Regions from separate parts of the Homo sapiens genome. Here regions 1 and 2 are each linked to region 3. The links are chromatin loops, found by intact Hi-C in ENCODE. Cell type or tissue: Caco-2. All regions are shown on one strand.

Evidence for each region. A loop is a pair of places that touch in the nucleus more often than their neighbours do. Peaks named below come from ENCODE experiments on the same cell type or tissue, not always from the same donor. Only the 100,000 strongest peaks of a DNase experiment are listed, where the experiment ranks them.
Region 1: a loop joins it to region 3, with 5 times the contacts of the local background. A loop is called at or near these places in 20 of 110 quality-filtered maps.
Region 2: a loop joins it to region 3, with 18 times the contacts of the local background. A loop is called at or near these places in 24 of 110 quality-filtered maps.

The regions. Positions count from the first base shown.
Region 1 is chr4:163,539,980-163,547,979 of GRCh38, reverse strand. MARCHF1 (membrane associated ring-CH-type finger 1) reads left to right here. Exons shown (of 10, transcript NM_001394959.1): 9 at 2,237-2,384. Among named protein-coding and RNA genes, the nearest start is that of TMA16, 49 kb to the right of the region's middle. RefSeq lists an enhancer at 6,660-7,159. In Caco-2, CTCF peaks have their summits at 3,175 and 3,379 (motif pointing right); a DNase peak (open chromatin) is centred at 3,419.
Region 2 is chr4:163,045,291-163,053,290 of GRCh38, reverse strand. No RefSeq gene overlaps it. Among named protein-coding and RNA genes, the nearest start is that of MIR4454, 44 kb to the left of the region's middle. RefSeq lists an enhancer at 1,144-1,313. In Caco-2, a CTCF peak has its summit at 4,645 (motif pointing left); no DNase peak of the experiment used is centred here.
Region 3 is chr4:163,328,551-163,336,550 of GRCh38, reverse strand. NPY1R (neuropeptide Y receptor Y1) reads left to right here and starts at 3,955. Exons shown (of 3, transcript NM_000909.6): 1 at 3,955-4,069. In Caco-2, a CTCF peak has its summit at 3,630 (motif pointing right); a DNase peak (open chromatin) is centred at 3,650; H3K4me3 peaks cover 2,165 bases.

The sequences.
Region 1 (8,000 bases), 210 kb before region 3:
ATCACATTATTAATATTTACCCTTTGTTATGCTTGGAATAATATATAAATATAGTTTGATAAAAAACAAAGTACAAGATAAAGAATGAATTTTTAATTAACTCTAACAAACTCCTTCAAGGAAAATTACATGATGATTGGCCAGTAGGAGGAGAGGAAGGGATGGTGTTTGTAAATAAAATATTTCTTTCTCTAAAATGTTTAAACTGCTCTAGAGCATCAAGGTCATACTTGAAGTATCATGCTCTCTTGCAAATGAAATTATAGGCTCTTATTCCATAGACTGGAAGAGAAGCTAGGAAGTATCTATTTAATTCTTTTACCAATAATTGCATTTGACAGCAAGTGGCAGAGACCTGGGAAATAATGGCTTAATCAGGAAGACAACAGGATGGCCAAAGGCAAGCTGTTGCTGATTGGGCTGAGAAAACTCCAGTTCTCAAGATTTTTCCTCAAGATTGCAAGATGAACACTCTCCCACTTAATTATGAATTCCAGGTAGCAAAGAGCAGAAAATGAAGGAAAGGACAATACCTACATTAGAAAGGCAAAAACTTAATGTCCCACTAGATATTGGCTCACATCTCATTGCTGGAAAATAATCAATGTACACCTGAGCCAAGAAAGGTTGGAAAGGCAGCTTTAAGATGGGCACAATGCCGACTCTAATGAATTAGTTTGTTAACAGAAGAAGTGAAGAATGGTTATTCTCTTCTCCACCTCTGTCACAGCCTCTGTTGAAATCTGCTCCTCATGAAGACGAGGCAGTGAGGCCCAGAGAGAGTACATGATTTTAACCACGTCTCAAAGCTGGTGGCAGAGACAGGACTTTATGTACCACAATGTACGCCATCTTGTTTTTGGGTTGTGCATTGAAATCCACATGTGGGATGGTCAGGTGGGGAAGGAATGGGGTCTTCTGAAGTTCTGAAGATTTTGCTTTAGTGAGGGCGTAATAATGTAAAGAATCCTAGATTATTAAAAGCTTGGCATGTCAGTTCACGTCTAATAAAATCACTGTAATTTTTTAATGGAAAGAATGCAAAGAAAAATAAAAACACAATTCCTAACATAATAATGAAGTGATACTGTAGCTACAAAGACATTAAAATATATTTTGAGAGGCTATTTCTTCAAAGTAAATATGGGAGATATTCCCTTATGGAGACCATAACTTCAATAAAACTTGCGGCCTTCTTCCTCTCCCAGACTGAGGGAGCAGCCCTCAACTTTCTCAGGAGTGTGATTAAAGGACAGCGGTCGTCACAGTAGTTACAACCCTTACGGTAGCAGCAACTAAAGGTTGCTCTAAAAGAGGCTTCAGCAGATTTTCTAGTATCGCCCAAGTGATAAAATTTGTTTTTCTATAATAGTTGTGAACAGAAAATGTTGACTTTCTCTTGCAGGTATCATTCGGTCATTCAAATACTTATTAAATTTATACATTCAAGAATGTAAAACTATGTCCAGTTGTGTGATAATCCAAGAAGATAGTGTTACCTATTACTACGTATAACCTAGTACCACAAGGAAGTGATAGGCAGAATCCTGAAAAGGAAGTTTTTAATTGTTCAATATTAAAGCTATCTCATTCTTGGTACAGATGAGGAAACTATAGACTTGCAAAACAGAAATGACTTGATTTAATTCATTTGGAGAATAGAAAATTATTTTTGTTTGCAATTTAATATATATCTGAGTTAGGCCGGGCACAGGGGCTCATGCCTATAATCCCAGCACTTTGGGAGGACAAGGTGGGGGTGGATTACTTGAGCTCAGGAGTTTGAGACTAGCCTAGGCAACATGGTGAGACCCCCATATCTACAAATACATAAAAAAATTAGCCAGGCATGGTGGTACATACCCATAGTCCCAGCTACTCTGGGGGCTGAGGCAGAGGTTCTCTTGAGCCTGGGAGGCAGCGGTTGCAGTGACCTGAGATTGTGCCACTGCACTCCAGCCTGGGCGACAGAGTGAGACCCTGTCTCAAAAAAATACACACACACACACACACACACACACACACACACACATATGTATTTAAGTTATATGTAACTCTCTAGGTTATAATTTCATATCTCTCTAAACATGAAGACTTATTTGAATATTACAGTGTCATCTGAAATTGCAGATATTTACTGTTTTTCTTCCATTCATGATCTGTGTCTGGGAAATAAAAGAGGAGCAAAATTTCCTAGTTTGCAATTCAGTTTTGTGTCCTTCATTTCTGATTGCAGTGGGAGAAACTACAGATGACCACAAGTGAAAGGAGGAAAATATTCTGCTCTGTCACATTCCACGTAATCGCGATCACCTGTGTGGTTTGGTCTTTGTATGTATTGATAGACCGGACAGCGGAGGAAATCAAGCAAGGCAATGACAATGGTAAGAGCACATCTTTCTTCTTACCCTCTTGGATCCTAAAGACAATACTCAGAGGTGGATAGGGAAGTTATTTCCCCAGGTTAGGCCTTCATCATGTATGATACACTAGAAAAGCTAGTATTTGCTATTGATTCTTCCCTAATCATGTTATTGATTAAAATACTCTGATTAAAAAGCATTAACTATATGGAGTCCCAAGCTGAGATGTGAAATTCATCAAATCCATATAAAACTTAGTGGCAGTTACACACAAATGGCACACACCACTTCGGGCTTTTTGGGAACTGAATAAGGATCAAGTTCTGCCTGATGTGAAAAGGCAAATGGCTGTAAAAATGAAGGTTTCTCATTTTATTTAATTCACTCTAGTCATCTCTCCTTTAAAGCATGAAGGAGATGGCATTCCAGTAGAGAATGTGTTATAGCTCTTTAGTTAGTACTATATAGTTTGATAGAGTGGGTTAGCACCATGGTTTGACATTTTAGCCATGCGAAGTTTGATTGTGAAGGATGGTGTCAAGTCTGCAAAGAAAAATGTTTCTAAATCAGTAAGGCATATTCTCACATTAAAATGGGTAAGTCACTTAAAACAGAAACAAAAAGAGAAAGCACAATGTCTATAAAATATTATTTTCATGTGTGAAAGGACCCAGTTCTGTTTCTCATTGGGCCCTATAAGTTTTCATACCTTATCCAGCCTAAATCGTTGGTGGTAAAACAGTGAGAAACATCCCCACACTCCCGCAGGAAACAGTATTTAACCACTGATGCCTCTAGAAAAGACATTGTTCAGATAGTAACATTTTGAGTTTGTAATGTTGTGAAAAATGTTTGCACATCCCTACACCCAGAGAAAAAATGGAAGAAAATGAAAGAACAAAAAAAGAGAGGAGGTAAGAAAAATATAAATAAGGAGGAGATTAAAACACAGAAAGGTTGGTTACTTCTGCATTTCTGCGTGGGGATTCATAAACACAGAAGGGGAGGCTCCATTCTCACACTCGCCCTCTAGGTGGCAGCAGCACACGCCAGCGTGCACCGCCCTGAGCATTTCAAAAAGCCGAAAGGGGCTGCGGGGATAAAGGGAAGGCCAGGACCCACGATAGGAATTGTGGATGGGGTTTCTGTGCGTCAAAGAGGGGATGGTGACAGCGTTCCAGGTGCCACTGTCCTTTTCTGGAAGAAAATGAAAGCACTACCGTGTCGAGTCTAAATGCTAGAAAAACAGTTAGGATGGGGTTTTGTGGGTTGTTTTTATGTGTTTATTTATTCCATATTAACTCATTTACATACCATTAATATCAAACTACATTGTTTGCAACTACATTATGTACTGTTTCAGAGAGTCTTGATTTTAAAATGTCACATTACATCCTTATTAAATAAGTTCCCTGAGGGTAGAACTTTCTTTTTCTTTTTTAAATCCAATGTCCTCTCTTGATATAGGTACTGGCCCAAGTAACAAACAGTGTGCTGTACATCCTGCAGTCGCATATGGATGGAAAAACAAAAAGGCATCCCCACCTCGCTTCACCCAATGTCTTACCCTAGAACTCTAGTGTTTTCCTAGCAATCAAGGGCAGACATGATACCCTTAGATTAGATGACACATTTAGAGCTCAGCATTTGAGAACCACAAATTTCCTCCAGGTAATGTAGTCTCTCCCCTCTCCCAGTGGTCACCCTCACTTGGCCTCTTTGTAGTAAACTGCAGAGCTCTTCTCCTCCAGCTACATGAGAAGGAAAGAAAATTAAGAGCCCTTCTCGTAGATGTAAGAAGAGGAAGCAATCTCACGTCATGTATACATAGACCCTCATAGACACCCATAAGAAAACCCCTCTCTTACATTTATTTTATCCAACCACATTTCTAAGACATGTGACTGAATAGCAATCATTTACCCTACAATGAACACGATGGTCTCAACTTCAGCCACAAAAATATCTCCAAAAACCAAGAAACTCATGGCTCCATGCTTTCTTCCATTTTTCTGTCTCCTTGCTCATTCTGTAGGCCCCCGCTGATAACTTCCCAAATTCATTTCCCACTCCTACTGTACTCCAACCCATACATCCACCTATCTTCTGAATGATTGTTTGAAAGTCTCAGCGTGTCGCAATGCATAATCCCCTACCACTTCTCACTCTAACACCTGTGGGAACGGCACCACTAACATCTAGTAGCCAAACCCAGATACACAGCTTTCACTCTGATCTCCTTCCTCTTCTACCTTAAATCAATCACCAAATCCTATTCACTCTGTCTCGAATGCCTCTGGAATCTGTCCATTTCTTTCCTTCCCTATGGCTACCATCCATGTGGAAACTATCATATTTTTAACTTGAAAACTGCAGAAGCTTCTTGACTAGACTTTCTCCAGTTTTGCCAACTTCAACCCAACCCATGCTCAGTAATGTAATCCCAGCAGATTTACAAAAACACAAATCTAATCACATCCTATTCCCACTTAACCATTAAAAGGTAACCGAAATTCCTCAGTGGGACTATGCTGCCCCCGTGACCTAGTTGAAGCCAGCTAGGCCGAACATTCATTCAGCTCCTCAAATCTATATCCAGGCCCTTGCTCAGCTTTCCTCTCTCTGTAAAACATTTCCTTCCAGCTTCTCTTGTCCACCACCACCACACACACTCAAACACTCATATATTCTCACACACCTCCCTCATCCCAACTCAGCCTTTGCAGTTTACCTTAAACATCACTTCCTCTGGGAAACTCATTACAGCTCCCTGAAGTAGGATCGTTATTCCTAGCACAGTGATTCTCAAAGTATGGTCCTGGGACCAACAACATCAGTATCACCTGGGCGTTCACTAGAAATGCATATTTTTAACCTCCTGCTTCCCTAGACCTATGAAACCCTGATGGTGGAGGCCAGCAGTTTGTACTGAAGAAGCCTACAGGTGATTCTGATGCTGGCTAAGGATGGAGAGTCACTGCCCTACCACGTAGTCCCATAGCATCCTGCATTTACCCTCCCCAGGGCTTCTCCACATTTACTGCATGGTAGATTACCTGTGGTATGTTCCTAATGCTGCAAAGCTGGGCTTTATCCCCAGAGGTTTATACTTAGTCACCCTTAGATGATTCTATCATGCAGCTAGGGAAGCTGTGCCTGACTGTGAAACTCACCACATGCCATTGCAATTGCTCATTTAATTGTCTGTCTTCCTTCACCTGCTCAGAGCAGTTGGGGGCTTTCTCTGTCCTGCTCACCACTACATCTCCCCGGTGCTGAACACTGGTCTGGGACCAGGCAAGTAGTCCGGTCAACACTGTACAAGGAATGATGAAGTGTGAATGCCTGGTACCTAAGCTTTTCCACCTCTTATTTTTCTTTTAGAATTGTTTTCAAAATATTTTTTTCTTTCTCAGCTGTGGGTGGGTGCAGGATTCCAGACAGTAACCTCCAGTGGACTCTTCATGACAATCAAGGGTCCGTTTCTTAAAGGAAACTGAAAATGACATGATTTTTATATTTGGCATTTAGAGCCAAAGCAAAACAGAAAGCAAGATATGTATCAAGAAGCAGTGTCCGTGGTAATTCCTGTAGAGCCGCTTGCCAGCGGGACAGCTCTAGAACTTGGGTAATTTCAAATGGAAACCATAGTGACTTTCATACAGGGAATCATTTGTATTTATGTTCAAATTATATTTAAACCTGCTTTCCAATGTGCACATTGAAGAGGAGTGTGGGCATCTGTATAAACTGTTATTTCTTTAATCTTCCTGTGGCATTGGGACTGTGAGTGCTGATCCTGAATTTACTTGTAAAGTTGTTGGGAAAAAATTGCCTAACTTAAAAGAAGTCAACATATTTTAAATCCATCTTGAAAAACCTTTAAAATATTTTAAAAGAAACAAATTTGTCCTTTTTCAGCCAGAATTGAGGTTGAATATAAAACAGCAAAATCTTTTGAACTGTAATGATGATCCTGGAGAGAAAAAAAATTCCTCATATGTCTGTAAATGGTTGTTCTTTTAGATTAAATAGTCATGATGCCACAGAGAGCCCTCATCTCTCTTTCCCCTGCGATGACAGGAAAAAAAATAGCAAATATATGGTACTTGGAGCTTTAACACCCTAAATAAGCCTATCGCTAAGTTTAATTTGGGCAACAGTTGTTATTCTTGCCTTATCTTTACATAGTCTAGAAGAATGCTTCAGTATATTATCTGTGTATAAACAACAAAAATACAAACCAAAAACAACTACAACAATTTACAATATTAAAGAGACTGTAGGTGTAGATAGTAAAGTTGCCCCAGAAGTATTTCAATGTATACATAAGGGACTAGCATAACAAATTGACTTTGTTTTCATGGCTGACTCACTCCCAAGCCTCCAAGCTCCTCCAGGGCAGAGGCCTTGCCTCATTATTCAGAAAATACTTGGTGTTAGTAGAGGCTCAAAAAATGTTTGCTGGCTGTGGCTGACTCCAGCAGATGAGAACAACCCAAAAAGAATAAACACTGGCTTGAGCTAGTTGTCAGAAGGCCAGGGTTCTAGCTCTCCCTTGGTCACTGACTAGTTATTTTTTTTTTCCTTTGAGACGATTTCACTCCTCTCGCCCAGGCTGGAGTGCAGTGGTGCGATCTTGGCTCACTGCAACATCCTCCCCTCAGTCCCCCTCCCTGGGCTCAAGTGATTCTCCTGCCTTAGCCTCCCAAGTTGCTGGGACTACAGGTGGGAATCACCGTGCCCAGCTAATTTTTTGTAGGGACAAGGTTTCATCATGTTGCCCAGGCTGGTCCTGAACACCTGGGCTCAAGCGATCTGCTCGCCTCAGCCTCCCAAAGCGCTGGGATTCCAGGCGTGAGCCACCGCACCCAGCCTAGTTATCTTCAATACAATGATTAATCACTCTGAAGCTCAGTTTTTTCATTTGTAAAACTACCAAGGTTGGAGTGAGTAGCTGCTAAAAGTTATTTCTATGATTTATTATTCAGACAACATGAACTTTACCTTGCATCAAATAGATTGAAACATGGCTATATAAATAATGTACATATATGACACATAATTACTCATGGTGAATATTACCATTAAAACAAGTTAAGAAAAAGGTTATAAATATGTGAAACAATTTTGTTGTTGTTAATAATCTACCCAACTGGAGAGAAGCAACCAGGACAAAAGTAAAGAAGAAAACCCGCTCCCCTCTGCAACCCCAAGGCCCCAATAGCCACCCACACACACCCTTCCTTATACACACACTTCGTAGTTCTGCATACCCTAAGCACCCAGCCAAAATATTCCAACTTAGAGTGAGATGCTTTCTGTAAATACACACAGCCACTGTCACTGTTAAGTGAAACAGGTTCTCTTCTGCTGCTTGGTTGATTTAAAAAAGCTTTTAGACATGCTCTAGGTGTCTCCAGTTGCATGATCTCCTATATAACATTTGCAGAATACTCTGAGAAATCAAATTTCAAAGCTGCAAGAGACCTTAGAGATCATTATTTATAGATGAGGAAATAAGCAATTTGCCTGATCTCCAGCTGTATTATAAATGCCCACCTGGGAGCTTCTGCTTTACCCAATTTGACTTAAAGAGAAAATACAAAAGTGAGATGTTACAGGTATGCCCCTGTG
Region 2 (8,000 bases), 280 kb after region 3:
ATAATAAATGACACAGGTGGCTCTCACTCTGATAACAGGACAGCACCTCTGTTTGTTTCAACTCTTATCTCTTCCTTTTGATACTTTTAGTATGATCTTTTAATCAACTATCTCACTTCACAATACTCAAAAGACAAACAGAGTTTGTCATAATTGAAGAGCAAGAAAGACAAACTGTGTCTTCTTTTTTCTCATGTTGCTGACATCCATCCACTTCCTAGGACAAGTTCAATAAATATTTGTTAAATATAGTTGAATTTTACATGTGAAGAAATCAGAAACAAGACACATTATCTGAGTTCCTCAAGGCATTTATCTAGTTAGTAATGGATTAAGGACTATAAGTTTGTCTATTGACTTAAAAATAATCCTTTTCCATTATAGGTGAAATTCTAAGGTATTTTGTGTGACCACCTAAAACCTACAGTACAGTTAGGATCCTAGGAGTCCTTTCCATAGGAAATTTTATGTTCTCTGATTTTGCTGAAGTTCCTTTAGCAATTTCAACCATTATAACGGAGGCAAGCACTAATAAAAACATCTTACAAATATTCACGAGCACACCTTTGACAGAGTTCAGGTGCTGGCCTGCTAAGATATTCCATTTTCCATTTTAGTTATCATCAACATCTAGGGATTCATCAAACTATATGACTAAAAGCTGGTATTATCTCGATTTTTGAAAAATTAGCTCTTTCTGCTCTTTTCTTTATCTGGTTATTTTGCCATTTGTTATGTTAAAATAAAATTGCTTCATACTACTTCATGGTGATGCCTTCCCTATCAGTTTCATGCACTGTACATCCACAAATGCTAGATGAATAAATACAGCACATTCTACCATTACTCCCTATTTAGCATAAGAATGCATGACAGACTGGGGGCCGTAGCTCATGCCTGTAATCCCAGCACTTTGGGAGGCCAAAGTGGGTGGATCACCTGAGGTCATGAATTAGAAACCAGCCTGGCCAACACAGTGAAACCCCATCCCTACTAAAAATACAAAAATTAGCTGGGCGTGGTGGCAGGCACCTGTAATCCCAGCTACTTGGGAGGCTGAGGCAGGAGAATCACTTGAACCCAGGAGGTGGAGGTTGCAGTGAGCCAAGATCGCATCACTGCACACTGGCCTAGGTGACAGAGTGAGACTCCGTCTCAAAAAAAAAAAGAAAAAAAAAATGCATGACAAACTTGGATAAAAATGAATGTGTTTTTAGTTTGAATATTTCTTTATTATTGTTTTCACTGGAGAAACACAACAACTCATTTATTTTTATATCCGATACAAATTTCTCATATATAAAGCAATATGATTTCCCCATACCATGAAATGTTTTCTTACCTGTCATTAATTATTATTAATAGTAATGGGAGACAGAGCGAGCTCCTGTCTTAATGCTGCTGCTACTACTACTAATGGGCATTGTGTGTACTGTGAGCCACACTACACAATTTTTTTGGTGTGTTTCTCCTTCTGTTTTCTCTTTAAATATCTTAGTGCTACGAACTTTGAGAAAATTTGCTACTAATGAAACAAAATTTGCTACTAATGGAAACTAGCGACTCCACCTGTCCCTTTCTGTTCAGTTATTAGAAGAAATATCACTTCTTATTTTGAGAACAATATGTAACTATTTTTATTGAAAGGCCCTAGTGAATTGTTGGGAAACTAACTCATGGTAGTTACTCTGTGGATTGTCACTTCAGCAGAGAACACTTTCTGTTACAGAATAGAGCAGACAGATGCTGGGTCTACATCTGTGTACTTCAAACACACTGAAAGCATAAAGTCAGGCTAAGAGCACTTGATGAATGGAAGAGGCAAGGAGAGATGAAAAGGCTGTAAATACAGAAAGAGTTACAGTACAGCAGGTTCTGGAAACCATTTGGTTGGAATACATTTAAAGGATCCACATGGCAATGGTAACGATGTCTTGCCTAATATCCAGCCCTGGGAAGCAGATAACTTCAAAATATGCCATGTCATTTCAACTGTGGTAATAGAAGTCATTTTGCAACTCTTAAAGTCCATAGAATACAAGAAACTGAAGCAGAATTCACTGTGGTTTTAATTCCACATTGCTTTATGGTATGATCTACCTTGGCTACAATACAAAATTTCTAGACAAAATTTTAGATGATACTTTGTTATCACTGCCTCTTAAATCTATTCTTGTCTTTATATACAATAAATTAATTTTAAACTGAAGCCACAGTTTAATCTCTTACTTCTAGAGGAAAGATGCACTTCCTTTTGTTAGGTTGTTTGACTAAAACAACCTAAAAAAAAAAAAAAAAAAAAGCACGTCTTGTGACCAGCCTGGCCAATATGGCAAAACCCCATCTCTACTAAAAATACAAAAATTAGCTGGGTGTGGTGGTGGGCCCCTGTAATCACAGCTACTTGGGAGGCTGAGGCAGGAGAATCGCTTGAACCCGGGAGGCAGAGGTTGCAGTGAGCTGAGATCGGGACACTGCACTCCAGCCTGGGCAACGAGAGTGAAACTCCATCTCAAAAAAAAAAAAAAAAAAAAAAAAAAAGGACCTCATTTTAGATTAGGTTTTCTATACCTCAGCAATATGGATATTTAGGCAGGAAAATATTTTGTTGTGGGAGGCTGTCCTGTGCAATGTGAAATATTTAGCAGCATGTCAGCCTCTGCCCACTAGATGCCAGAAGCATCTCCCCCATCAGGTTGTGACAACTAAAATGTCTTTGGACATTCCCAAATGTCTTCTGGCTGCAGTGGAGTGGTGGTGTGTGCAGCAAAATCGCTCCTACTTGAGTCACTGCTCTAGATTCTGGTCCTATAATGTTATTTTGTGGAGTCATGTGATCCTAATTCCTAGCAGCATTAAAAGGATGTGACTGAGTGGTGAACTGTAATAAACTCAATAGCTTCAACTCTTGAAAAATTTAGAAACAAAAGATAATTTTTAAAAAAGTAAAATTCACAATTATTTTGGCAACCAAGATGGAAAGATGCTTTCATATGAATGACTTGATCTTCAGGCATTTGGTGCTTTACTTGAATATGGCTATGATTATAAAATTTCATTAGCATGCTGCCTTCAATGCTTGGTGTTCACTGAATAATTACTTACCACTGGGGGTGTTTTACCTGGTGATTCTAGCTGGTAATGTGCTACCCAGGCTTTCATTGCTATTATATGTGTATCATATTAGCTTTTACTTTCTTTTTTACACAAAAGACCTGCATGAATCCCACACTGTAAGAATTAGCTTTCCTTTTTACACAGTGAATGTACTGAGACCCCCTGTTGGTACAAATAGGCCTAGAATGGAACATAATTTGGCATTATGTTAAGTGCTGCCATTTCCAGGATGGTATAAATCCTGCATTTAGGAGGGCTTCTTTCTCAATGAGAAAGTGGCACAAATGTTTACCTTCCAGCAGGTATTTTTTCACATTCATTGATTCAGGATTTACTGGGCACTATAGTGCATACGGCGCCAACATACTACCTTCCCTCAAATTATTTACACTTTAGACAGACTAGAAAAATGACTTAATTGTGTGGGAAGGTAAATTACAAAGCAGAACAATGATATGAGAGTGGCTGAGAGATTATATGCAAAGAATTTTTAATAGGGTGCTCTATGCACCATAGTATTCTCAAGATAAAATCTAGAGGGGAGAGAGATCACTGCCGGATCTTAGATTACCATGTATATTTTCATCTAGATCATTTTGAAAGATGAATAGGAGAAGGAAGAGCTTTTCAAAAGGGTAAAATGGTATGGGCAAAGCACAAAAGAAGCAATCCAATTGCGTATTTGTGGGGGATGATATGTAGACCATTCCGATTTGCATCGATATTTTGTGTATGGAGTAGAGAGGTTAATTAGAACAAGGTTAGAGAAGGTTTTACAATTTTGGTTTCATTTTTTCTTTAGGAAAAAGGGGAACACTTTTGATGCTTTTAAACGAGGAGGATAACTTAAATAAAGCAGTGTTTGAGGAAAATGGATCTGATAGTAGTACTTAGTGAGGACAATGAAATGATACAGCCATGGCAAGATCTTTGTATCTCATGTCAACACCAACCAGAGAGCACCCATGATGGAAGAAGCACTGAACAACCAAGAGAACGAATGGCTCAGCCAGTTGACCCTACCAGCCTGGGTGATTGGCCACACCAGCACTGGCCCAGTGGGCACAGAAACAGTGACCTTGTTGGCAGAGATGGAGACCATATATATAAAGTCCAACAGCACAGGTCCCCCCTAACTATAGCAGTCCCCCTTTATCTGTGAGGGCTATGTTCCAAGACCCCCAGTGGATACCTATAACTGTGAATAGTACTGAACCCTGTATATACTCTGTTTTTTTCATATACACATGTATCTATGATAAAGATTTGTCTATAAATTAGGCACAGTAAGATATTAAAAACAGCACTAAGAAAATAGAATAATTATAACAATATACTGTAAGGAAAGTTATGTGAATGTGGTCTCCCTCTCTCTGTACCACAGGCCACGAAGACCCTGGAAAGCAAACTTGCACTTAAGGGACAACTGCTGCACATCTGATCTAGCCATTGCCGCTGCCAAAAGTCCCAACTGCCTACAATGGTAACTGATGGGGAGGACCTTGGTCTTCAGAAGATGAAGCAGCCACCTGGTGGCAAGTGGGCATCATTGCTCTTTTTCTACCCTGAGGAGAAACAATTAATTTTGATGGAAATATGTTACATTTTTCAGCTCCAGGTTTGCCTTTCCTACTTTTGGGGCTTTAGCCAAAACCCATATTCAAGGGCTGACATGCGTCTGATCCATTGATATGGTAACCCATGCAACATCACATCAGAGAGCCTACTTAACAGGAAAGGAGGTTTACCAATGAAAATATGAACCAAAAGGTCTACAGGTTCTGTCACATACTATACCACCCGGGACCTGCAGGGATTATAGAGCAATGGCATAGTTCATGGGAGGCTCAACTGAAGCACAAGCCCGATATGATGCACTGCAAGATGAGCTGCCATCCTCCAGGATGCAATATGCAAGTTAAATCAAGGACTAGTGTGTGGTGCTGTGTCTTCAGTTGTTAGAATACATGGGTCTGGGAGCTAAGGGGCAGAAGTAAGCATTCTCCTGCTAACTATCATCTGTACTTTCTAGCGCCACAATCATGGCTTCTGCAGATTTAGAGATCCTGGTTCCCAGAGAGGGAAAAGCTTCTAAAAGAGTTACATGAAAAGTTGCCAGCTTTAAAGAGCATTCATCATCCTGGCAGAAATAATACACCCAGATTATCAGGAGGAAGTCGTGGTGTCATTACACAGTGGGGGAATGGAGGCATCTCTTTGACATCTAGCTATCCACTTGGTTGTCTCTTGGTACTCTCTTGCCCAGTTTTCAGTGTAAATGGGTATAATAGTCATTGCCTGAGAAAGAACTGGTGGCCAGAGGCTGAGAGCCTGCAAGGATGAGGATTTGGCTCATGCCCATCAGGTGAGCCACCTAGTCCAGCAGTGGCACCAGCTGAAGGCAAGCAGGATCTAGAATGGATAGCAGGGAAAGGAAAAGATGAGTAATAGTCGTGAGACTCTGTGCGCGCTAGAGTTCATCCCACAAACCTCCCCGTTCTGTTTCTTCCCAAGAAAAGAGGACTATCAGAATCCTGGAGGAGCTGTTTCCTGAACTTACATGAAGTGGATCTGAGTGACCAAAGAGTAAATGGCATTAGATGCTGTGATGCACTGTCCAGTTCCCCTTTCAGAACCGAAGGACTTACTCTCCCAGCTGCTGGGAATGATGCCTGCTGATAATGATCAATTATTGACCTTCTCCTGTTAACTTACCTCAACAACTCCCTTCCCCAGGGCAGCCTGAATCCAACCCATGGTTGATGTGGAAGTGGGGGCTGGGGAGAGGATTATACAAGTTTGCTGTCTCAGTCATCCCTGAGAAGCCTGAGGAGAAAAAAGTTTGATGTCTTTGTCTCAACTCAGGAAGTCTCTGAAGGGTGATTCCAGCTGTAGAGTTCCTTATTACAAGTGTACATCAGTAAAACTTTTTCCTCTGCAAATACAGCTTCCTCTCCTTCCCTTCTCATCCCAAAAGTTGATTCTAGGAATATGTATGAAGTTGTAATACACTTCTTGAGCACTATTCTACATCTCAGAGTTCACCTCCTGGGAAGCCAGCTATGACAGTTACATTCTACTTCTCTACTACTCTGTTTGCCTTTATTATAATCTGCATAAATTTTTACAATAGCCCTTTTATTTCCCTCCCCTACCCCCATTCAGGCTTTAAAATAGGCCACATATCTAATGAAATTATACTGCTGTCACATTTCATTTCTCTAAAGATAGCTTTAGCACAGTCGCCTAGAAAATTGGTGAAAGACTGTTCACTTTTACACATTTAACTGTGAAATCAGGTGATGATTTACATAACAGTAGGTCTCCTACTTTTAGAAGCTTTGGAATTGATTAGATAGTAACTTTTCACTCAAATTTAGCCACAAGTTGTAGGCAGTGACTGATGAGGTGAAAATGTAGATAATTCTCTCACTGTTTTCTTTCTTTTGTAATATTTGTAATATAATTTCTCCTCAATTATTGATCCAGCATCATATTTTCCTCCATAAAACACATCTATCCCCTCAATTGCATAGGCTTAACATGGTTTTTCTTTGTGTTTTTATATGTGTTTCTTCTCCTGAATTCCAGAGTAGCTATATTTGAAAGAAGACAGAGTCATATAAATATTGAGTGTATTTTGTATATGAAATCGCTGTTACTGATGAAATATACAGAGAGAAAGATAACACAGCTTTTCACATTGAAAGTACAAATAAAAATTAGGAAGGAATGAGTTGTTTTACTATTTCTATCTCATACTCTCATAGACATAAAAATTATAATTTTTTGCAGACATTACCATATTAGGTAAATAAATTTTCTTCATTGCATTCCTTTAACAGCCAATTTGCAAAATCAGAAATAAAAAACCTACTATTATGAATGAGCATACACAAGAAGTCTTTGACTTTGTTTTCTATTTTTACTTCATCTTAAGGCATGTTTCCATGTGCCAGTTTTAATTTCTTTTTTTAAGCACACATAGAAATAAGCTGAAGCTAATAATCTCAGCTTATAAAGCAGATAAGTAGTCAAGACAAAATGTCTACGGCTAATAGAACAAGAAATATAAATTAAACAGATTTTACAATTTTCCAGCTATTATCGTATTTGGAAAAGGTGGAGGGAAGGTGAGACATCTTATAAGTGAAAAAAAACCCATTTATTTTATTAGGATGCTACTAAATGAAGTTGAAAGTTTGTGTATGAAGAAATAGGAAAGAAGCTCAGAATTTTGGGGATAACAATAAAAAAAAAACAAATGGTGAGAAGTGATTGCACATGGGCGCGGGATGGAAGTGAGAGGTGTGGAAAAGGTCACTCCTCAATGTTTCAAAATATTTGCTTACATTGTGTTGATTTAAAAAACGGAATTCAAGTTTTATATGTAAAACTTTTAAGATGGTTCAGTATTTGTAGATCAGAAGGTGTTTAGTTACTTCTCTTGGTAGCACAATTTATAGAGATGGGAAAAATCCATAGATGAGCTCTATGTTTGTGTCTCCTTACTCTGTTTCTTGTGCCTCCAATCTGTTATTTTACAATTTGCCTGTTTTCTCTAGATTGAGTATTAGAAACGGGATTTTTCCCCTCCAACATCTTGGTTTTAGATTCAGGTCTAGCTTATATGCGTATCAGAACATCTCTTGTTCTTGGTCTTCTCCCTGGTTTAGCATATTTTGTTTTATAGTCCTTCGTATGGGGAGATGAAGACTTACAATTTACAACTCAGAAAATAAATGCTGATTTGAATTGCAGAGTCAACAATGGGAAAGATTAATTTATTCCTCTGAGACACTGAGTGGAATAAATATAGTTCTTGTCCCAATTGGGTGTAATATCTAGCAAGATAGGAATATACGGTGGCTAAAATAACAATA
Region 3 (8,000 bases):
GAGCGGGAGTCAGGGGCAAGACGACCAAGTAGAGATGTTTGTCACAGATGATGAGAGCTGTTGTGGTGGCATTCATACTTATTCTTTTTGCCAGCTATTTTTATTTTGTCTCTTCAAAAGAATATATGAAGGGAATAGTAATAATAATTATTAAAAACAGTAATAGTAACAGTGGCAAAGCTCCTTTCATTATATCATATAGTAAAAACATAATGTTATGGTTTTGTAATATAACATTACACTTTTTTTTGAATGTCTAAAGGGTATCTGAAAGTATAAGGCATGCAGAAAAAGATTTGGCTATTTACTAAATTTTAAGATCCTACTTGTCTAGAGCCTTATTGTGACAGAGTTTTTAAAAATGCCCCGAAATATGCAGCCCATGTAACAAAATGAGAACTTTACTGAAAGGCATTCACATTTCAAATCAAGATCAAGAGAAAATCCACAAATAGTATTGTGTGTTTTCTGCACAAAGGAGATCATTGAATTGTCTGTGCACTTGTATACTCACATTTTTAACTAAATTAATCATCACTTTTTTTCTGCTAGTTAATGCTCTCCAAAAGTCAGATGAATAAAATGATTGTACTGACTATTTGATTGTGCTGATTAAGTCAAAACTCTTTACCAACTATATTTCATTGGCTTTAAAATGTGGGCTTAAAAAGCATTTTAATATTTTAATATTCATTTGCTATTGATGGTATGCCATTGCTTTACTGAAAGCATTTTTTTCTTGGTGGTCCATAAAATAAAATTGTGCTTTACATTCTTGGGCGTCAAAGATCCAAAGAAATGCAGCAGGTAAGTCACAGAAAGAAGGAAAATCCTGACACAAAATCAATTCATAGAATATGAACTGATTCACTGACGTGCTTCATCATAGTTCTACCCCCATGGAATTACCCCCTTATCAATGTCATATACATTTCAGTTTTCTCGTGTAGTATTAATGCCTATTAAGTTTCTTCTGAGTGACAATTCATGGTAATTTACCTGTATCAAGGCCTGATAGCATTTCAGAAACTTTAACTCTTGTAGCAGAAATTCCTCAGAAGACTAGTAATTAGTGTGTTTCAATTCCAGTAGCAAGCATACTGTCACACTTTTATTTAAGCAGTTACTGAATCATGGAATTTAAAGGCTGAGCCAGGCCATAAGTTTGTTCCATTGTTTAGAATACAAAACTTAGATTTACAGAAATTTAATGAGTAGATCCTATCCCTCAGTTTATATCACAGAGCAAGACTGTTGTTCAAGAGAGCATGAGATTAGGTCATTAACATAATTCCCCTTGGTTTATAGGTCAGGCTGTTATGAAACTACAGAAAGAAATACACAGAAATAAAGAAAAAATTCTCCCTAGCAAAGATGAAGTTTTATCTAGTTTGAATCCCAGATAGGAAAGTAGGCAGCTGATTATTCACTGAAGAGTAGAAAAATATATGATCTTAAAATTGGAATGAGGAAACTCTTTAATAAGTATTTTCTAAGAAATTCAAACTACTTTGCATATTTTAAATCTTCTATAAGATTACATTATTGGAGAATTTTATGTTGTGTTTGGCCATTGGACCATGTCTAATTTCTCTATTTTTCACATTGGAAAGAATCCTAGTAAATGGTATTCCTAAAGAATTATATAATTTTGCTGTTGAGCATTTCTTTTTTTTTTTTTTTTTTTTTCCAAAACAGAGTCTTGCTCTGTTGCCCAGGCTGGAGTGCAGTCGTGCGATCTCGGCTCACTGCAACCTCTGCCTCTTGGGTTCAAGCAGTTCTCCTGCCTCAGCCTCCTGAGTAGCTGGGATTACAGATGCGCACCACCACACCTGGCTAATTTTTGTATTTTTAGTAGAGACGGGGTTTCACTATGTTGGCCAGCCTGGTCTCGAACTCCTGACCTCATGATCCACCTGCCTAGGCCTCCAAAAGTGCTGGGATTACAGGCGTGAGCCACCGCCCCCAGCCACTGTTGAGTATTTCAGAACTTCTCTTTGTATCATAAAGTTGTCATAGAAAAGAGTCCTTGAGACCAATGATCTTTCAAAGATTGGTATCTGACATTAATAACTCAAGAATGCAGTTTCACAAATTTTCCTTAGGGAGAACACTTCATAAAAATTGAGTTAATAAAATGATAAAATACAATGGCCATAATAGTTCAGAACTCTGGCAGACATGCCTTTATTAGTATTCTTGGGAAATAGAGAAAGCATAGTACCTGAGTCCAAATTATATTCTCAAGTCCAAAATATTTGCTGACATAATAATAGTTTCTACATAAAAATATATTCTTAGTAGAGAATTAAATTACTTCATTTGTAATTCTTATAGCAGGCTAAAGATAGCCAATTTGATGATCAAAACCATGGGGAAAACTTCCTTCTAAGAACAGAATGTGACTTAAGGCAATAGAGTAGACAGAGGATGCATAGAAACCTGAATGAATATTAGTTATTCTTCCCTGAAAGAGTTGAAATTCCTAAATTGTGCCTTGGTAAAAATTATTGTGCCTTGGTTAAAAAAAAAAGTATGTGTGTGTATATGTGTGTGTGTGTATAAATGAATCTGTTGTCATTTTACTCTGCTTAACCATTAGAGATTTTTATATGTATGCTTATATCTGTTGTTATACACTAATAGTACAATCATTACATAATCATGACATTTTAATTCTTAATTACAATGCCTTTCCAACTATATAAAAATATGTCTAGTGACACATATTTTGGAAAGCTTTCTTGGAAAAACATCCAGAGATTGTGTTCATCACTATCTATATAAATGAGCTTATACTGAACCTTAAATATGTTTATTCAGCCTAACAATCAGAAAAAGAAAACGTTTTTTAACAGTATAAAGTTCAGATGAGTCCACTTGTCTTGGAATTTTATTTTGATTTTAATTAGAAGAAAGACTGCCATTAGAATTGTTTTCTAATGAAATCTTTATAAATTCTCTGGGCAGTGCCCTGTATCTTTATTAGAAAGACTTCTTATTTTTAACAATTTTATTTGGAAGAAGTTCTACTCATTTGCATCAGTTCATCGTCTACATAATTTGTGTGTGTGTGTGTGTATGTGTGTGTTTACAACTTTGACTTTTGAAACTAGAATAGAATCAGGTAAAACATCTAAGATCAGTGTGCCAGTAATTGGCCTGAATCATCGGGCACCATGATGGGTTTGGCCGCCTTCAACGTACTCGGTGTACATTCTATTTTTTTCTTCATAATGTTCAGTACTGTAGTACTAATCACCGAGAAAATTGCATTGACGCTTTTCGACCACCAGGGAAATATTCAGCTCATGGTTCTCCCCTAAAAAAACTAAAAAGCAGCTAAGCGCTGGGAACAAATCTGACTTAATGCATTTTCTCAGTGGGCCAAAGAAAGGAGGGCCGATTGACTGCTTTGACTTTTTAAAGGTCTTCTCTTTGTTCACTTATAAAGTGAGGAAAACAAATTCTCGGCACTGGCGTGAGAGTTATTTGAGCGTCACAAAAGAAAGCAAAAGAAAATATTAGTGCCATTATTGTGGCGAATTTCATGTTTCCCAGCGAGCCCTTTGATTCCTGGTTTGGGCTGGCGCTCGAGCTCTCCAGCCGGGTATGACTTCGGCCACAAGATGGCACTGACCTGCAAACAAAGAAAAGCACAGTGGCACCGACTTTTTCAAGCCTCGGGAAACTGCCCTGCCTTCCCCGGAGTCGAGGACTGTGGGGATTAGGGCTTCCTTTCCCCTGCGCGGGAGGTCTGTGTCGAATAATGTGTGGCTTCTGTTGGATTGCTTTTCTTTCCAAAATTCCTAGGCAATGCTTCCCCGAGGTGTGCACCTTTGTGAGGTGTTTGTGGGGTTGGGGGAGCTTCAGGCGCTACTCGCGGGACGCCGTCACGTGATCCGGGATGAGGTGGAGTTCGGCTTTAAGGAGGCGTCTCTTCCTAGCTTCATCAATCTTTAGGATCTGAGCAGGAGAAATACCAGCGGATCTTCCCCACTCTGCTCCCTTCCATTCCCACCCTTCCTTCTTTAATAAGCAGGAGCGAAAAAGACAAATTCCAAAGAGGGTAAGTTGCGAGTTTATGCCTTTCCAGAGACTTCTGCGAAATCTCTCATTGACAAGGTGAAGGATGAGAGGGGAAGAAAAACGATGCGAGTGTCCGAAACTGGCTCTGGGGGACCAAGGTGGGGTCTCCAGTGCAGGCAGGTCGCAGGTTGCTCCAAATCACCGGACCGTTCGCGGGCTCCTGCCGAAGGGTATGGGGACGACGCGGGTGAAAGGAGAGGGTACCCTACGCGGAGTTCGGGCTTTCCCACCACCTGCTCCCGGGGAATTTCTGGATGGGGATCCAAGTTTTCCTTTACCCCGGTTCTCTTTAAAAGGCCGAGGCACTGGGAAGGCGCCCGAGTTCGCCTATCCCACACCCGCTCATTTTCCTTACGTGTCTTGAGCTGGCTGGAGGCGCTGGCTCTGGCCGCACCGGAGTTTTCGCGGAGTAACTGGCTGGGATGAGCCGGAGAAGGGTGGGCTTGGCGCGTCGCCCAGCGTCGCACGGGTCCCGCGGCAGGTGTCGGGCTGGGAGCTGGCGGAGGTGGGAGTAGCCCTCGGCGCGGACCCCAGCGCGCAAGCCCACCCCCACTTGCGGGTTCCGCGCTTCTCGGCTGCAATCGAGCCGCGCTCCGCAGTACCGGGCGCTTCGAGTGTGGCGCTGCGCCCCGATAGACACCCGAAGCTTTTAATCATCGGAGTTCTAATCAGGGAACTCTTTAGCTCTTTCTTTTAGAAAAGTAATGATGGAACGTGGCTGGGTTAGGAGATTGGGAATGGACAGGAGGTGGAGGTGTCTTGATAGGGTGTGCCATTGGTTCCCAGGTAGACTGGAGAGATAAGAATGTTTTAAGGTCTGATGTTGGGCCAAAGAGAGAGAATTGACTTCGGTTTGGGATCTGCTTGGTTTTGGTTGTTTATATCTTTTCTCTTTTGCCAGTCTCTTATCACTGGTAGAAAGGTTTTTTGATGAGAGAGAGAGAGAGAGTGAGAGTGTGTGTATGTGTGTGTAGTAGGGAGTCAGGAATGGAGTAAATTTCGGGCGATTCACCTAGTTACGCAATATGAAAAAGGTGGGTGGGTAAGCGTGCCAACAGGAATTTTGACTGAACATGTCCCATTTCCCATTTCGTTGTTTGATAACTTCTGGAGCACAGGAAAAACCTAGGGGAGAGGAGCAAAAGAGAGTGTGTTTCCATGTACACACACTCACACTCACACACACACAGAGCACGCATTGCTTCCCCCACTCCCCATCCTATGAGAAAGCATGACGGGCGGGATGGCACACACAGGCAGGGGACATGTGGAGCTTGTCTGTCAGGTCTGGAACAGAAAAGCAGTAGCTGTTTGTTCTCGACCCTGGGCCGGCTCTCTGGCGAAGCAAGCGAGGGAGCAGAAAGCTAACCCGACCAGGTTCCCCACCCAGGACTAGACCGAGTGCTCTTCCGTGACTACTACTTTATTAGTCTTTATTGTCTTAAGGCAGCAGTCTGTTGAACAAGCCCTCCCCAGCAAGGAAGGAGCAGAGAATTATGTAATTCATTTAGATAAGCTAGCAGTAACTTTGGGAGGCTGTATGTAACAAGGCTGACATTTCTTTTCCAACACAAGTGAGGTGAACAGCCAGCCAATCCTGAGTATTTGAAAAAATGTATCTGCAGCAGGTTATGATCAGGGAGCTGTATTTTCAAGTAGTAACAGCACTGCGAAGAGCAAGCAATGAAAGGCCAGCATTCTAATTGGAAAGAAAGAAGAGGAAATTTCCCTCTGCAAGGGGGCTAATTTGCCAACTGGTGATGTATGTAATGTCTGTTTTGTCTCTATATGCACATGGCAGCTACACTGAGATTTAACAGTCTTTAATTTTTGCAGTTTCTGCAGTTGCATAGCTTATTTTACAAATTATATTAGAATAGTAAATATCAAATTATTTTCTTTTGCAAAGATAAAGTGTGTAAATTCTCTCTTAGTATTGTTATTTTCTGACAGTTATTCTTTCTTGAAATTACACTAAGGTAAACTGAAAATACACATTTATCCAATGCAGAATTGGTTTACACAACTGGAATAACTATCAAATGTGCACTTAGTAAAATAGGCTTGAAAACACCTTAAAAAAATAAACTTTTCATTTTCTCTATAGCTAAATTAACTTCTACCTAGTAAGAAAAATGCTTCCTCATTGGGCATGCCTATTAAATACAATTTCAAAGGTATCAGGCTAGAGCTTCAGTACGTTTACCTGAACTCATCTGTAAGAAAGCTATGTTTGTAGCCTGTACTTTGCAATAATTTAATGTCTGTGTGAATTCTTATATGTATTCATTTTTGCCAAAATCAGTCAGTGGATAGAATATTTCTGTTTCTTTTTCTCCATGGTATACATCTTGGTCTCTGTCCCTATTATTTCTCGCCAAAATTATTGCACTAGCTTTCTAATGAATCTCCCCATTTCTTCTCTTTCCTTGAGTGTGTTGAAAACAGCAGCGAGAATAGTAATTTTAAATCAAAAGTCATAAAACTTCACACCTTTGCCAAAGACTCTCCAGAGGCTCCCCAGCTCTCTCAGGATTATAGGCACAGACCATAAAAAAAAAAGGCTCTACAGTCTGTACCCCCCTCTTTAGCCTTCCTAATTAATTTCCTAAGAGTCCCTCCCTTATTTATCCTACTTCTTATTGCTACTTAGCACACCAGTTACACATGGGCCTTAGGGATTTTTGTTCTTTCCATATGGGATGCAATCCCTGAGATACTTGCATAGCTTCCCTACTCACCACTCCTCTCAGGTCTTAACTTACATGCCTTCTTCTCAGACAGTCAGAGGCCATCTTTTACAGTCAAGTAATAAATTGCAGCTCCCCCAAATCCCAGTTTCTCTTTCTTTTTTTTTTTTTGAGACGGAGTCTTGCTCTGTCACCCAGGCTGGAGTGCGGTGGCCTGAACTTGGCTCACTGCAACCTCTGCCTCCCAGGTTCAAGCAATTCTCCTGCCACAGCCTCCCGAGTAGCTGGGACTACAGGTGTGCTCCACTCCGCCTGGCTGATTTTTGTATTTTTAGTAGAGACAAGGTTTCACCATGTTGGCCAGGCTGATCTCAAACTCTTGACTTCAGGTGATCCGCCTCGGCCTCCCGAAATGCTGGGATTACAGGTGTGAGCCACCTCGCCCGGCCCCAGTCCCTCTTTCTTGCTTTGTTTTACTTCATAATATGTATTATCATCTAGCATACTATATCTTTTACTAATTTTTTTCTTGTCTTTCTCTGCCCACAAGACTAGAAACACAGTGAGAAGGTCACATTATCTCCAGTAAAACCATGCCTAACACAAAATAAATGTTTAATTAATATTTGTTGAATGAATAAATTTTCTTTCAGAAATAATATTTTTATATAAAGTGTAACATTTTCCCCTATATACATGACCTAGGAGTACGGCTGTTGTGATTAGCATACATTTTGCCTGTTCAAGGACTATGATGGAATTGAGCTATTGATGTTAGGATTAATTTACCCAAGAACCTACTATTCCAACCATGCATCAGTTATATCAGTCAACACAGTTTTATTCTAAGTCTAATACTTGCAAGGTACTATGAAGTATGCACAATGCCTACCTCAAAGATGTTATATTAAAAATGAGAGGAGCCAACTAAGGATTCTAGGGACTAAATGGTGCTTTGAAAGATGGGTAGAGTTTGGATTGGTGGTGGGAGAGAGAGAACACCCAGCAAGAGGAATGGCGGAGGTGGAGACGCAGAGCTATATTTGGTAGACTGTGAACAGACTCACCTGCCTAGAGCAGTGTATTCACATTGGGATTATTAGAGTAAAGTGTGGACAAGAGGTATAATGCAGAGGTCTTAATGTGTCAGGCTGGGGAATGTACTTAGTATTCTGTCTCTCATGTGTCTCAAACCAGGGTCCTCATTCACCTGTTGGTACT